Linked DNA regions of Homo sapiens: region 2 is linked to region 1. A link is an interaction called in ENCODE POLR2A ChIA-PET data of the cell type or tissue named here. Cell type or tissue: Caco-2. All regions are shown on one strand. Links, peaks and the distances in the headings refer to the core of each region. The heading gives the core; the rest is flanking DNA. Region 1 has its middle 29 kb from the start of SMOC1. Region 2 overlaps SLC10A1 (solute carrier family 10 member 1).

What was found. Peaks named below come from ENCODE experiments on the same cell type or tissue, not always from the same donor. Only the 100,000 strongest peaks of a DNase experiment are listed, where the experiment ranks them.
Region 2: POLR2A ChIA-PET joins it to region 1 with 11 read pairs; 2 of 35 experiments call an interaction of 5 or more read pairs at or near these places.

Annotation. Positions count from the first base shown.
Region 1 is chr14:69,847,459-69,852,833 of GRCh38, forward strand. No RefSeq gene overlaps it. Among named protein-coding and RNA genes, the nearest start is that of SMOC1, 29 kb to the right of the region's middle. In Caco-2, for the core only: no CTCF peak of the experiment used is centred there; DNase peaks (open chromatin) are centred at 1,783 and 3,123; H3K4me3 peaks cover 519 bases.
Region 2 is chr14:69,781,969-69,787,343 of GRCh38, forward strand. It overlaps SLC10A1 (solute carrier family 10 member 1), which reads right to left. Exons shown (of 5, transcript NM_003049.4): 2 at 4,129-4,339. Among named protein-coding and RNA genes, the nearest start is that of SLC10A1, 13 kb to the right of the region's middle. In Caco-2, for the core only: no CTCF peak of the experiment used is centred there; no DNase peak of the experiment used is centred there.

The sequences.
Region 1 (5,375 bases), core at 212-5,211:
TTGAGCATTGGGAGATCTTTCATTTGGCTCCTGTGTCCCTTTGACAAACCCCCATCAGTGTGGTCATTTGGATGTTTCGGTAGACATGAGCTATCAATTTCTTTCTAGTCTAAGTCAGTTTAGTTCAAAGGTTTTGTCACGTGTAACCAAAAGATTATCAACAAATCTCGAGAGTCTTTAGGTTGCATTATCTGTTGAAACTTTCAGATGTTGTCCACATTTTTCTTGTGTCAATGCAGTTGAATGAAAATTTTACCCTGGAAAGCACAGATCCTCCCTGGGGCTGCAGTGGTCACTTTGCTGGGCACTGTATCCGGGGACTTGGGATCGTGGGCCTGGGTGCGATTCAAGGGCTAGTCTTATGATCTTAGGCAAGTCACTTAACCTCTGAGCTATAAAAGGGGTACAGAGATGGGAGGGGATTAGGTGACACCACGTCATTGTGATGTGACCCAGACACCAAGACTGTACCTCTGATCTGCTGAACCAGTTGCAGGTGAGTTTAATGAAGCCTCCAAATTACGGTTGCCAGATAAAATATAGGACACCCAGTTAACTTTGAATTTCAGATAACTAATGAAAAATTTTATTATAAGTATGTCTCAAATATTACATGGGGATATACTTACACTAAAAAATTATTTGTTGTTTATCTGGAATTCAAAGTTAACTGGGTGTCCCGTATTTTTATTTACTAAACCTGGCAATGTTACCCCAAATGGCCTCTCATTTTTAGGTTTCTCAGGGCATACACTCCAGAAAAGGTGACTCTGCCACTTCAATTTCAGTGATAAAGGAACCTGAGCCATGTAGTGTCCTGGGAAGAACAGGACTTTGTGGTCAGAGTCTCATGAGGTCAAATCTCTGCTCCATGGCTCTGGGAAACTTGTTTGATCATTCTGAGGTCAGTCTCCATCCTCTGTTGTACAATGGGTTGATAATTCACAGACGCCATCACAACACTTTGCAGGGTCTGACACCTGGGACTCAGTCAATGGTGGCCACTGCTATTGATGTTACTCTTATTTGGACAAATGAACAGAATGTCCTGAGAGAGGAGATCGAAAGCCATGACAAGGCAGCCCCCTCACTCCCACCCAGTCCCCTTCTCTGAGCCGGGGAGACTGCTAATGCCAGAAGCAGAGGCTAGGGGTGTGGAGGGGGTTTGGGGTGCTCTGTGAGGATCTCTCTGGGGCCTGGGCTTTTTGCTCAAGCTCAGTATCTCATCTGGGATCCTGTTTTCTGAGGGCTTAGGATTCCTCCAGTGGAGCTGGGCCTGAGGTTGGAAGGAGAACCTGTACTGATAGGGTTTGGAATGGGCTAGTTGTGGGAGATTAAAGAGAAAACTAGTTGGGGTGGGGGAGCTGACCTTACTCTTCACAAGCAGGGCAGGCAGGTGCACAATAATGATAGCTAAATTTACTGAGTTCTTAGTATGTGCCAGGCATAGTTTTTTGTAATTTTAATGTATTACTTCATTTAATCCTCACAACTCCCCATTTTATAGGTGGGGAAATTGAGGCGCAGAGGGACTAGGAAACCTGCCCAAGGTCGCACAGTGAGTAAGTGGGACAGCCTGGCAGCTGTGTCCTAGTCACATGCTCAGCACATTGTGTATCTTGTTTCATTTAGTTCTCACAAGAGCCTTCTGAGGTCAGCGTGATTCTATCTTCATTGTGTAGCTGAGGGCACTGAGGGTTATACAATTTGCCCAAGGCCATAATTTACAGGGGCCATGATTCAAATGTGAATTTCCAACTTGCAGGTGCCTGGAGGTGTCAGGCAGGGGAGGAGGAGGCCAGTGATGACCTTTCCCCTCGTGCCAGCCCTCAGAAGAGGTGGAAGTGCCTGCCGTATGCCTTTGATTTATAGTGGAGCAGGGGTTTAGATCCAGCTGTCAACTTGGGAAGCCACGTGAGGATTCTATTTTTAAAAATGGCCTTGTAATTATAATAGTGGGGTAAAAACCACCACCACCACCCAAGCAAACAGGAAAACAACCTGAATGTCCAACAGTGGGGGAACCAGTTAAATCAATTATGGTACAAACCCATGATGGCATATTTGGCAGTTAAGAATCTCACATTTTCAGAGACTCTTAGCATGGGATAATGCCTCCAGATATAACTAAAAGCAGGATATAAAACTGCATAACAACCTGATCCCAATCGAAAGGTAATTTTGTATATGACTTCTTATACAGAGAAAACGACTAGAAGAAAATAGAAAGTTGATGGTGGTTATCTCCAGCAAAATTAAAGGCAATTAAAATTTTCTGAATTATCCTATCATGTACTTGCCACATGCTTTACAAATCAGTTCGTTGACTCACAGACCATTAATCAGCTGGCATGCAATCATGGCGTTTTGAAGGTGGGGAAACTGAGGCCCAGGCCAGGGAACGCGGTTCAGGCTGGCCATGAAGCCGCGTGTGTTTGTCCAGCTCGGACGTGTGGCCCTGCCGGGTGTAGGGGGGACACCCATGCCTCCAACACGCATAAGGGGGTGACTGTATGGGGGTCGTGGGGCGCCCTCCCCCAAGGGGCACAGCTAGAGCAAAGCAGAGAAAGGAGGGGGTGAAGGTGGGGTGGGGGCTGGGTGGAAGGGAAGGGTTGGGGAACCTTTCAAAAATGGAAACCAGATGAGCCGTTCAAAGAGGAGCAAATTCTCCACGGCGCGCTCCTTTGTTGCGAGCGTGTGAGGCGGCGGCAGCTGCGTGCCTCGCCCCCCAGCCCACAGCCCGATGAGGCGGACACGGATAACTGCATTAGATGCACTCAGCTCTTTTCAATAAAACGCCCTTGTTGGAGGCACAATAGGGGGAACAGGGCAGCAACCCCAGGCCGGGCCGGGGGCGCCCTGCCCTCCTCCCGGAGAGCGCAGAGCGCACTCATTTTTCCGGGCTCTGCTAATTGACGTTTGGCCGCTGCGTGGTTCAAAAGAAAAGGCCGAACTCAAGTCCACTTCCACCGGAAACCAGGCGGCCCCTCCCCTGCCGCCCCGCCATGGCTGGGTCTCTGGGGGCGCAGCCAGGGACCACAGTGCAGCTGGCCGCAGGTGGCGCGGAGGCTGCTGTGACTCAGAATAGAAGGTGTCCTGAAGGCTTCTCCCAAAAAGGCTCCGTGCGCAGGCTTCTAGTTTCTGTTTGAGGAGACAGGTGGCAGCAGCAAGAGCAAAGGGCAATTTCAGGGCTGGAAGACTTCATCAGTGATTACCCAAATGCCACATTCTTTTAGTGATTCTAGTAAAGATAGCCTAGAACATTCTTTTAAGTTAAAAAAAAAAAAAAGGAAGATTACTATTTCTTGAACCTCTCCAGTGAGTTGCTTTAACTGTGAGCTAGGTGTTTACCATCCCTGGTTTACAGATGTGGAAACCAGGACTTAGATTACTGGCCCTCTAAAATCGCACAGCTAGGAAGTGGTAGAGCTGGAATTTGAGCCCAGGTCTGTTTAACTTTAAAGCAGGGTTTTTCAACCTTGGCACTATTGACATTTTAGCCTGGATAATTCTTTGTTGTGGGGCCTGTCCTGTGCCTTGTGGGATGTTTGTAGCATCCCTGGCGCTATCATCCAGATAGGATCACCAAAAATGTGGCCAGACATTGCCAAATGTTCCCTGGGGAGCAAATTTGCCCCCTGTTGGAACCACTGTTTTAAAGCATCCCTGTCATGCTACATGTGCTGGCATACTCATCTTTGCTGGGCTCAGGAATTTAATCTTTTGGGAAAACCAATTGGCCATGTGGGATTCTTTTCTTAAAGTTCGGCCCCACATGGTTCATGTGGGTGAGGCAGGAGAAGAGTTGGCTGCATCAGACAAGGTCAACCTCTGTGTACCAGCACCTGAGTATCTGTGGAGTACTTGAGGCATTTTAAACTGGGTATCTGTCTGTCTACATTTCTTGGGCCTCATTGGGTTGGGAGTGGTTCTAGTTCCTTCAACTATGCTTCCCATTCCTCTCTGCCAAGACTGTCCCACAGAGGGTGAGCCAACACGCTGCCCCATTCCCCCCCGCCATTTCATTATGCCAGGTAGCAAGACTAGCCTTGGCCACTGGAATTGCTAATACATCAGGGAAAACACCTGGTGAAGGAAGGAGATGTCACCTATGCAAAAATGGAGCAGGAGCCTCATCTTGAAATGAGTAGGGAGAGGACTTTGTTGCAGGCAGCTGGCCCCACCACTGGCCCACAGTGCTGGGGAGGTGGCTTCACCTGATTTCATTTTTGGCTGCAACTTGTGCATGATCCTGCCTCTGCCTTTGCAGCATACTGTGGCCTTTTGCTGCTTTGGCTTATGAAATGGTTCCACTCCCCAGTCCCCAAAGTTCAGAGGCCACCCAAATCCAGCCCCAGGCTCTGGGGACACACTGAACGGAGGCCTGTTTCAGTTCAACTGCCTTCTTCTCACATAGACAGAGTTGATTTATAACTGGGCTCCATCATATTTGTTTTTCCAATTCTGGCCTTCTTACTCCCCAGATTGACTTTCTACTGGAAATGACTTTTACCAAAGGTACCTCTTGGAAGAGTGTCAGGTCCATAGGGAAGTTAGAGGCATCAGGGCCTACTGGACTTCAGGCCTGTCCCCAGCACCGTCCTGGGCTGCACTTTATTGGACGTGCTCATGGGTGGGGGGCTCAGAGACTTGGGGATAGGCCTTATCTTTTTAAATTGAGCCCGTTCTAGGGAACATAGAGGATAAGGGCTTGAGGAGCTCAAAGAGAGGAACAGACATCTGGAAAGAAAGGAAATAGGAAACTGGGACAGTAAAAAGCAACCAGCATCTCAGAGGATGAGGGATTAGGATTTTTGATAACTGAAGTTTGTCTCATCTCTCTTTTCCTTTAATATGCTCATAAGCTTTTGAGGGGTTAGCATAGAAGCAGACATGTGCATGCACACATCCTCAGTTTAGTTTGGTATAGCATACACATTTTTCCTGCTTTCCCTCTTAGCCAATGATATATATTTGGTGGACAAAAGTTCCTTCTAAAAGGACCATTTAAGAAAAGGAAGATATGAAAGTAAGCATGTGTGTGAATGTGTTTGTGCCTCCACCACATGTAACTGCTTTCTTTTCGTTTCTTTCCTTTGAGTGTCTCCCCCTCCCCTGGGTGGTTTACATTTGCTGTCCTTTTGCTGAGATAATTTGCACTCTCCAACTTCATTAGCTGCAACTCCCTCCTGCCCTGGGACAAAAAACAGGGCCAAACTCTTCAAAAGAACACATGGAGACCCCATTAATGCTGGCCCTAATTGTGCCAATTCAAACCCCTCAATAACTCTAATTAAAACCTGTCTTGTGCGAGGCGCTGAGTGGCAACACAGCTGTCATCCCAGACAATCACATAACAGCTATGAGAAAAAAGG
Region 2 (5,375 bases), core at 281-5,280, 65 kb before region 1:
GTAAGAGGCTAGGACAATCATTTGTTCGTTTTCCAGTTTGGCACTCACTATATTATTTATGGGACAGGGTGACGAAGGATGAGCATAGTCCTCGAAGAGCCATAGAAGCAAGGAAACCTTAGCTTTTGCAGCTTGACCCACATGTTAGTCTCTGCATCCTCACAGGAGTGATTCCAGTTTTGGAATATAGGAAGATCAGTGTAGCTGTTGACTTTGTGGTGGTTTAACCCTGGAGGTTTAGCCAGGGGCAAAATGGGTCCAGGGCATGCCTGGGTTTTTTAGATTACCTTTTATGTAGTCCCTTATTACTAGTCTCTGTTTTTCCAGCCAAGGTATTTCTTAGCCCTTTTAATGTTCTCTGGCTTCATTTTGACTTCATTTCGTCTGTGGCATTGAGTAGTGAATGTGCAACACAACAGGAACAGACTGGTTGAAATAATCCTGGCTCTGCCAAGTAACTTTTCCGGGCCTCGGTTACTCTATCTGCAAATTGGGAATAAGGCAGGAGACTGAACTTCATCTTAAAGGCTTCTCCAGCTTTAAGATCTGAGATTCTCGGCAAGGTGTGGTGGCTCACGCCTGTAATCCCAGCACTTCGGGAGGCCAAGGCGGGGAGATCACAAGGTCGGGAGATCGGGACCATCCTGGCTAACACGGTGAAACCCCGTCTTTACTAAAAAATACAAAAAATTATCCGGGTATGGTGGCGGGCGCCTGTAGTCCCAGCTACTCAGGAGGCTGAGGCAGGAGAATGGTGTGAACTCGGGAGGTGGAGCTTGCAGTGAGCCGAGCTCGCGCCACTGCACTCCAACCTGGGCGACAGAGTGAGACTCCGTCTCGAAAAAAAAAAAAAAAAAGGGTCTGAGATTCTGCTTTTTGCAACCTCAGAGAAACACTTTTAAAGCTACTCTGAGGTAGAAAAGAGACATGTTCTCACATCAGTTGTCATTAGCACTATGACTTGGTATTCTGTTTCCCAGTTTTCCCACCTATAAAATGGAGGAGGGCAGAGTAGCATTAAATGATAGCAGTGGTCACTTCACATTTTAATATTCTTTATATTTTATATGCATTTCTTTAAGATCGTTTATGGGTGTATAGGATTTTTTAAAAAAGCAATCTTATGCACCCCACAAACTATCTTAAAAAAATGAAATGATGCACACAAACATGTTTCTCTGTGTATGTTGTTTTTCTGCTGGTGTGTGGAAGAGCAGCAGACAGGACTTGCCCTTCATTCCTTTATTTATTCTCAGGCATTAGCTATGGGGGCACTGTGATAGGTGCTGTGGATTCAGTGTTAATTAAGACAGCCTTATGGTCTTGCTTCTTGATAAATGAGTGGGGAATAAAAATGAACAGATGTTCTTAATGCAGTGTAATAATTGCTACAGGGGTTAGCTGGAGTGTTGGGTGTTATGGGAGTGAATAGGACAAGCATCTTACTCAGGCTTAGGAGGTTAAGGAAGGCTTCCTGGGGGAGGCGCTATTTGTGTTGAGACTTAAAGGATGAGTGGGAGTGATCCAGTGAAAGATGGTGAGTGGGGTGAGAATTGGGAAGAAGAGTGTTCCAGGTGAAGAGAAGGGCACGTGCAAAGAGAAAAGAGCTGAGACTGGTGAGGTCAGTTGAAACCAAATCAAGAAGTGCCACATTAAGGAGTTTAAACTATCCTAGGGGGAAGGAGTCAATGAGAGGCTTTAAGCAGTGGAGTGACATGATAGAGTTTGTACTTCACATCTTCACCCTCAGGTTAGAACTGGGTGAGGAGGTTGGATGAGAAGGCCATTTGAGTTGTCTAGTGAGAGGTAAGGATAGAGAGGAATGAATGGATTCCAGCAACAGAAGGTGGAATCGACAGTCATTGATTAGATGGGTGTGAGTGGTGAGGGAGAAGGGAACATTGAGAATGACTTCCAGTTTCTGGTTGGGGCAACTGGGCACACACACAGTGCCACCGACTGAGATAACCACATGGGGAGGAGATGACTTTAACATATATTGAGTTTTAAATGTCTGAGGTATATTCAGATAGAAAGACCTGGTAGATAATAAATGGATTCTGGAGTGAGGATAGAGTTGACATCTGATGATGCTGTTCTGGAAGTCTCGGTTTGCAGATGGTAATTGCAGACCTGAGAGGGACCAGATCCTGTGCTGGGAGAGGTCTGGTGAGAAAGGCAGAAAGCTTGGTCTGAATGCAGAGAAGTGCCTTTGACCAGAGGAACTCATAAGGGAGTCTGAAGGTCATGAGAGGTAGGAGGAAAGCAGCAGAGCTTAGAGTCACTAAAGCTGACAGAGAAGGCTTTTGAGGAGGCAGTGGTCAATTATGTCCAATGCTGCTAGAAGGTCAAGGAAGGATTGAGAAATGTCCATTGGATTTGGCAAAGAAAGTGGAGCAGGTGGTCATCAAGATGCTGGGTGGATGGGAGACCAAGGAGAGAAGAGAGGGATTCAAATAATGGAAACGAATTGCTGAGGGCCTGGTCACTCATGAGAGAGCTCTGGCGGTGGCATGGGGGAAATGGAAGGTGTTTGAGAGGAAGCGATTGACAGAGAGAGAGAGGAGTGAGGGGGACTACTCCTAAAACCTGGCTAGGAAGGAGAGCAAAGGGAGATATTAGGTGGAATGGGAGGTGGATTCCACAAAAAATCCCAGTGAGAGACACTTTTTGTTTTGTTTTTTGAAGATAGAAGATATGTGAGTTCGTATCAAAGCTGATTGTGAAGAACCAATACAGAGATATTTTAGAAATGAGAGAGAGGGGAGGCTGCTGGGCCAGGGGCATAATCAATAAAAGGAGGTCTCTTGAGTACAAGGGTAGAGAGAATGATTGCAATCCAGGGCTGAGGTGGGGTGACTGGCCACAGAAAGGAGGAGGGATGATTCCTCCATGTCCTCCAGCAGGCGGGAAGGGGAGCTGTGGCCATGGCACTGGGACAGGACAAGGGCAAAAACTACTCTTGAGACAATGGTAGTGTGAAAATAAAACCCCCCTGAAAACTGGACTCTTGACTTCTTTGTTCCAGGCCCAAAGCTGCTGCCAAACTTTGGGGTTCTCAGCAGCACGCCTTGCAGACCAGGCCAGAGGCATTGATCCAGGGGCAGAGATGGTACAGGAGGTCAGGAGGTCAAGTCCTTCCTGAGGACCAGGATGACCTCCTGGCCCTGGGGGATGAATAGTGAGCCAAGGGGGAGGCTGGCAGGGACCAAACTCCAAGGTTGAAAATATTGGTGGAGAGACCATAGCTGCACTCTAGGAGTTCTGCACACAAAGCAGTGGCATGATGCCCTGTCTGTGACCACAGTGCTTCTCAAAACCTTTGTGGCCTTAATTCACTCCACTTCCCACCCCATCCCTCTCTTGAAATGCTGGGAATGGGTACACTACCTGTCTCCTCTAGCTTCTTGCCACATCAGCCAAATTTGCCCTTAGTGCCTGCTGAACTCTATTCAGGCTTCTCCCCAGGTTTACCTAAATGCCTCAAGCCCTTCCTTTTTAATAAGGCTCTTTGACCACTCCAGCCCTCACTGTTCCCATCTCCTTGCCTTCTGCAAATACTTGCGTGTACACTGGAATTGGATCTTGTTTCTCTCGTGTGTTACTTCATTTTCTTTCTTTTCTTTTTTTTTTTTTTTTCGTTTTAGAGATGGAGTCTTGCTCTGTGGCCCAGGCGGGAGTGCAGTGGCGCGATCTCGGCTCACTGCAACCCCTGCCCTCCCTGGTTCAAGCGATTCTGCTGCCTCAGCCTCCTGAGTAGCTGGGATTGCAGGCACTCGCTACCATGCCCGGCTAATTTTTTTTTTTTTTTTGTATTTTTAATGGAGACGGGGTTTCGTCATGTTGGTCAGGCTGGTCTCAAACTTCTGACCTCAAGTGATCCACCCGCCTCAACTTCCCAAAGTGTTGGGATTATAAGCGTGAGCCACCACGCCAGCCTCATGTGTTACTTCACTTTCTGCAAATATCAAACTCTGGTGACAGTGAATCCTTAGAGTGCATAGCATAAAACTTAGCATCTAGTAGGAGCATATGTATGTTTATTATTAATATAATGATTATATCTTATAGTTGTATATGGTGTTTTTACTCTTTTGCCCTAATTTGTCAAGCCTCCCAGGTTCTTACCTTGATGACATAGCGCATGTATTGTGGCCGTTTGGATTTGAGGACGATCCCTATGGTGCAAGGAATGAGAACCAGGACCAGTGATATCACGATGCCTTTATAGGGCACCTTGTCCTTCAGGTCCCCATCATAGATCCCCCTGGAGTAGATGTACAGGAGGAGAGGCATCATGCCAAGGGCACAGAAGGTGGAGCAGGTGGTCATCACAATGCTGGTGGGAGACATGGGAAGAGGGGAGAGAGAGAGAGCCCATAAATACAGACTATTTTGTTGAGTGCCTGCTAAGTGCCACTGTGCTAAGTGCTTGACATATGTGGCTTCAGTTCCTTTTCCCCATAACATTAGGCAGTAAGCATACTATCTTCTTTTCGCTGACAAGGAAGCTGGGGACTAGAAGAGTTGTGTCCTGCTCAAAGTCGCACAAGGTAGTAAGTGGCCAAGGCAGCATTTGAACTTAGGGTGGTTCAACTGCTTCAATCCCTGTGTGCTTCATTGTGGAAGGAGCCATTCTGATCTCCTTCTCTGTAATGGAACCCTTTTCGCATTGAGCACCTCCCCCATGCCAAGCCCATTTTGTAGAAAGCCAACTGTGTGATTCCATTACTCTGGTCATTAGCCCATTGGACCATGGAATGGCACCTGACCCACAGTTACTAAATGTCTGGTTTAGAGCCTAGGGAATGGCTTCTTGTAGTGACTTTGTCCAACGGAGACAATAACAATTAGCTATATCAGCACATTTTACCTCGTGGGGAGTCTGAGTGTGAGACACAGTGACAGGACACTTGGTCTTTGGGGATGGGTGGCATGGGAGTGATGCTCAGGCAGAAGTCAAAAACCCTACTAGAAAAATCAATAAACAGATACCATGATTAAAAGGACTGTAAAAGAAATAGTGAAGCAGTAAGAAACAGAATAATTGAAGGGCCATAATGGTGGGGTAGTAGAGAAGGCAGTAATAGATACCCATGTTGAGTAAGTGACAAGATAACCTGGTCAGATTTGCTTTGCATCTTGGATAGTATTCCAGTCCCCAACTCTGGTGTTCTCATGTTCTTTACTTTCTGGTTCCTCTTGATATTATTTAAAATAAATTATGACACTCAGAGCCTGAATAATATGTCCTTCCAGCTCTAATATGTATCCTACTTGTCCAATTTCCTTTTCCATTTGGAATCTTATATATGTTAGTCCCAGGACCCTGTCTAGGGAGAGGCCCTCCAGAAAGGTCAACTGAGAAGGAAGCT